Regions from separate parts of the Homo sapiens genome. Here region 2 is linked to region 1. A link is a contact called in ENCODE Hi-C data. All regions are on one chromosome and are shown on one strand. The core of a region is the stretch at or near the end of the contact, and the rest is flanking DNA. Distances in the headings are between cores, read along the strand shown. Region 1 has its middle 70 kb from the start of RAD23B. Region 2 overlaps RAD23B (RAD23 nucleotide excision repair protein B).

The links. A loop is a pair of places that touch in the nucleus more often than their neighbours do. Pooled maps may share reads with other maps.
Region 2: a pooled map shows a loop between it and region 1 (4-fold over the local background). The contact joins two enhancer-like sites. A Hi-C loop is called at or near these places in 2 of 168 maps with a recorded cell type or tissue (adrenal gland and astrocyte of the cerebellum) and 4 of 50 pooled maps.

What each region holds. Positions count from the first base shown.
Region 1 is chr9:107,212,396-107,214,984 of GRCh38, forward strand. No RefSeq gene overlaps it. Among named protein-coding and RNA genes, the nearest start is that of RAD23B, 70 kb to the right of the region's middle. Within about 2 kb of position 1,301, at least 7 of the 41 ENCODE cell types and tissues checked have a DNase peak (open chromatin) inside an H3K27ac peak, as active enhancers do.
Region 2 is chr9:107,311,627-107,314,215 of GRCh38, forward strand. RAD23B (RAD23 nucleotide excision repair protein B) reads left to right here. Exons shown (of 10, transcript NM_002874.5): 5 at 56-111. Among named protein-coding and RNA genes, the nearest start is that of RAD23B, 30 kb to the left of the region's middle. Within about 2 kb of position 1,292, at least 2 of the 41 ENCODE cell types and tissues checked have a DNase peak (open chromatin) inside an H3K27ac peak, as active enhancers do.

The DNA of each region.
Region 1 (2,589 bases), core at 51-2,550:
AAGGAACTTGCCTAAGGTCACACAGCCAGGATTCAGGTCCAAACAGTCTGGCTCTGAGTCCTCGCTTGAACTACTATGCTATACCGCCTCCCTTCAGTATTATAATAATAATAGCTGGTGAGTATTCATGAGTAAATCCTCATGAATAATTTTATACTCACAAACTCACAAAAAACCTAATGAGGGCTAGGCATGGTGGTTCACACCTGTAATCCCAACACTTTGGGAGGCCAAAGCAGGAGGATCGCTTGAGCCTAGCAGTTCGAGACCAGCCTGGGCAATATAGTGAGACTATGTCTCTACCAAAAAAAAAAAACATTAACCAGGCATGGTGACATGGGTCTGTAGTCCAGTTACTTGGGAGCCTGAGGCAGGAGGATTGCTTGAGCCTGGGACATAGAGGCGGCAGTGAGCCGTGATTTCACCACTGCACTCTAGATTGGGCAACAGCGTAAGATCTTGTCTCAAAAAAACAAACAAACAAAGCCTAATGAGATAGGTCTTTATCCCCATTTCACAATTGAGGAAACTGAGGCACAGAAAGGTTGCTGAACTGCCCCCAAAGTCTTGGGTTGTAAGTGGCAGAGTCAGGATTTGATCCCAGGTCTGGAACCTAACATTTCAATCTCCACGCATCCTATGTAGAACTAGCAGAGATCTGAGAAATCAAATAGGGATTTGGGGCCAGCACCATCCAACCAATTTAAATAATCAAACTCCGGGTATCCCTGCCCTAGATCTCCAGCAAATGAAGCTACGGCCCAGGTGGAAAGTGTAGAGCTGGAATGTGAAGCTGTGGGCTGCCCTCCGCCTCTGCATTAGAGTATCTCTTACACAGCCCTAGTTCTCTGAAGTTCCTTCCTGTGCCCTCTGCCCTACTCACCTTCACTCAGCATCCAACACAATGCGGGTGGATCACATGTGTCCAAAGATAAACTTAGCAGGCTCACTATACATTGCATGATATGCTACATACTGTATGTTAAACTAAAATGTGCTTCATTTGGGAACACCCCTTTTTTTATGAGTGTACATCAAAAATGCAAACTATGAAAGGCAAATATTTCTTACGGTTTCGTAATTCTTAACAAAAAAAGAAAAAGAAATGCTAGCTATGAGGTCTTTTGGAAGAATTGGGCTATTTTGTTTGCTAGAATAGGAGACAGGGCTTTTTCAATAGGTTATTTCTCACGCTGCATGGATGCGTTAAGCGAGGGCTCTCACCTTCTAGTGGCTGCCCCAAGAACGATGTGGTTCATTAGTGTGTTCAAGCCCTTTCCTTGGTTCTGGTACTTTACATGAGTCAACACCATTACCCTCTGAGTCATTTCCTGTAACCCTGGTTCACAGGCTTCCACATCACAAGTTGTGTTATTTCTGCTTCTCTTCAACAAGTGCCGTTGCATACACCCAATCCAGGCCCCTCCAAATCACTTTTCTCCTAGATTTCTGCCCCAGGCATCACAAATTCCTTTCCCTCTGGTTTCTGAGAATGATCTTACTATGCACCATCTTTAGTGAGCTCCTTTCAATAGTTTCCACTCGTGGTTAAGCACTTTCTCCCCTCAGCTAAACCAACTGTGTATCCTTCCATTGAAATGTCCCACTAGTAGAACAAACTGGCTTTTCATTCATCACTCTCAACACATGATGTTCTTAAATTGTTTTTTAAAATGCATGTGTGGCCGGGTGCGGTGGCTCATGCCTGTAATCCCAGCACTTTGGGAGGCCGAGGTGGGCAGATCACCTGAGGTCAGGAGTTCGAGACCAGCCTGTCCAACATGGCAAAACCCTGTCTCTACTAAAAATGAAAAAATTAGCCAGGCGTGATGGTGGGTGCCTGTAGTCCCAGCCACTCAGGAGGCTGAGGTAGAAGAATCATTTGAACCTGGGAGGCAGAGGTCGCAGTGAGCCGAGATCACGCCATTGCACTCCAGCCTGGGCAACACAGTGAGACTCTGTCTCAAAAATAAATAAATAAATAAAATTAAAATGCGTGTTTGTGTGTTAGCAGTCAATACCACAAATTTTTATTCATATTACTAAGCAAAAACTAGATTTAAGAAAACTAGATTTAAGTTTAAAATATCGTGTAGATATATTCATCCCAGCAAATTCCATTGTCAATTCTTATGTAGGACTTTGTAGCATTGATGACTTGGCTAATAAAAATGCTGTCGGAAGTTAAGAACTACTTCTGGGCTAGTGCTCCCTTTCAATAAGAGTTCTTAAAAACACTTGACCAAACTAGGGAACTTGGTTATGCATTACAGATTTTTCTCTCTACACAAGCCACCATTTTTAAGCAAAGAAGGAGTCAGTGCAATTGTCAGAAAAGTGTCAACCATTCTCTCCAATTTATTTGATATAAAAAAAATCTGGTTTAGGATATGTATTCAGAATACAGACTATTTGTGAGGCATGATGCTGGTACCTGGTAAAGACAGGATTTCTTTCTTTTTTGTTTGTTTGTTTTTTACTGAAATGGCCATTGGGATGTTGCTCAGAGTTTTTTAGTGTGGGGAGGCTGAGAGGCTCTCAGGCTCTTTGGAATGAACTTATTTTTGGAAAATTACCAAGATTGATCAC
Region 2 (2,589 bases), core at 42-2,541, 99 kb after region 1:
TAAATTAAATTTTATATACTTTTTAAAATGTGATTTTTCTAAAATCCTTTTGTAGTACATCGGGTGATTCTTCTCGGTCAAACCTTTTTGAAGATGCAACGAGTGCACTTGGTAAGTATCTGCTTTTCCTTATAAATAACCTATAAAGAGATAGGAAAGAGGTTTCACTTTTCTAGATCATGATAAAAGTGTTAATAATTTGCATGGTTGTTTATAATCAAGCTGTAAGATGATTGATTTAGGTAATTATTCAATTAATAGTGTTACTAAAGACTTTTAATGTTTATGTATTGAGTTCTTTAAAACTTGCTCTGAGTTGAGCCTACTTGGTTAAAGCAAATAAATTTCCATTTTCCGGATGTGAATTTTAAATGTGATCCTAACATGGTTGATCTGTGTATGGATTTATTACAAAGGGTCTTTGAAATGGGTATGAAATTTTTCTAAGATCTGCCTCACACTTCATGTGTATTCACCATTAGACTTAATTCAACTTGATGGCACTATACATTCCCATCTACATCTTGTTGCTTGCATTGGCTTGCAGCAAAAATGCCTTTTTATCCCAACTTTTAATTTTACCTACTGAATAATGCCTTTCCATCTCCCATCACCCCAATCTGTCAAAATGAAGCAGCATTTTTTTTCTCCCATTGTAGCATCTCTGATACAGTTCCTGCTAATTACTGGTTTATTGGCTGGCAACTCCATTCCTAGTTTGTTACTTTTAAATGGCAGGGAGGGAGAAAGCGAGGAATAGGTAGAAACAGCAGCTTTGGTGCAGTACAGGCTTCTGGATTCCTGCTTAGCTTCTACAGCAGCAGGGTTCCAGCAGCAGTACCACCTCCTAGCATCTGAGTTGGTTCTCTGAGCTAGTTGGACTGGAACTCCGTGATGCCCTTGTTGCTGTGGAAAATGGCATGTACATTTAGTGGCAAAACGGCAGTTTAAATTATCTAAGATCGCCTGGGTGTGACAACCCCAGATTTTCATCTTTGAGGAGCAGTGTCCTAAAACCACTCTGCTATCAAATACAGTGTGAGTTAGTCTCTAGCCAGGAAAACAGAAACCACTCTATTTCAAAGAGGGAAAGGCTTAATCTTAGGAAATTGTTAGGAATTGGAAGGGCTGGAAAATAGGATTACCCAGAGAGGCAGTAAACTGTCTGTGGCCTCGGCTCCAGCTGGAGCCAGCTAGCACTTGCCCCTGATGGTGTTGAAGGCTCTGGCTGTGGTCACTGCTGCTGCAGCTGGAATGCATTGATGCTCCTGAGTTCCCGGGAGCCTGGGAGGCCATGCTGTAGCTGCTGCTACTCAAGCCTCTGTGACGATGTCTTCCCATTCTCAGCTTTATGGTCTCGGGATCCCTCTACATTTTCATCTTTAATTTACCCAAGTCTCTATGTTGATTCCCTGCTTTTTTATTTTATTTTATTTTTCTGATTTATCTTGTTGCTGTACAAATTAACCTTGCTTCTTTAAACTTTCCTTCTTTGGCTGCTGTGACACCACTCTTTTCCTGATCCATACCTCAGGCTCTTCCTTCTCAAGCTTTCTAGTTAATTCTTTTCTTTTTTCCTTTATTTTCTTTTCTCTTTTCTTTCTTCCTTTCCTTTTCCTTTCGTAGTCTCACTCTGTCGCCCAGGCTGGAGTGCAGTGGCATGATCTCAGCTCACTGCAACCTCCACCTCCCAGGTTTAAGCGATTCTCCCGCCTCAGCCTCCTGAGTAGCTGGGATTACAGGCACGTGCCACCACGCCCGACTAATTTTGTGTATTTTTAGTAGAGATGGGGTTTCACCCTGCTAGCCAGGATGGTCTCAATCTCCTGACCTTGTGATCTGCCCGCCTCGGCCTCCAAAGTGCTGGGGTTACAGGCGTGAACCACAGTGCCCGGCCAGTTAATTCGTTTTATTTTACCTGACTATTAAATGTATGAGTTTTCTATGGTTCCATTCTAGGTCATAGTTCAAAGTTTAAATTATGGGAATGACCAATACCATCCATATACTATATAGATTCCCCAAATTACAGCTGCAGTACAGATCTCCCTCTGAACTCCCAAACTCGTATCTTCACATTGTCAACTAGAAAACTTTAGAACCTCCATGACTTCAGGTTTCAAACTGACTCATTTTTTATTCCCCAGTCTGATTCTTTTCTTGTTCACTTCTTACTTGTACCATCATTCATTCATCCACCCTCTGCCTCTTTTGGCCCAGTAAGTCTGTTTCTTTTCTTTTCCTTTCTCCTCTCTCCTCTGTCCTCTCTCCTTTCTCCTTTCCTTTCTCCTTCCTTCCTCCTTCCTTCCTTTCTCCTTCCTTCCTCCTTCCCTTTCTTCCCCTCATTCCACAGTTACTAATGACTCTGTTTCTTAAAGTCTCTGGAATATTTGTTTTCACTGTCATTTAGTTGCCTTAGTTCAGGTCCTTATTTCACTTGTACTCTTGCATTATCCTTATCCACCTGGTCTGCCTCTTCCTTACCAGAGTGGAAAGCAACTCTCATGGGGTCTTTGTTAATTCTTTTAATAGTTCCTCATGACCTGGAAGATAAGTCCAAAGCTTATTCTTTTTAATTTTTAAAATTTG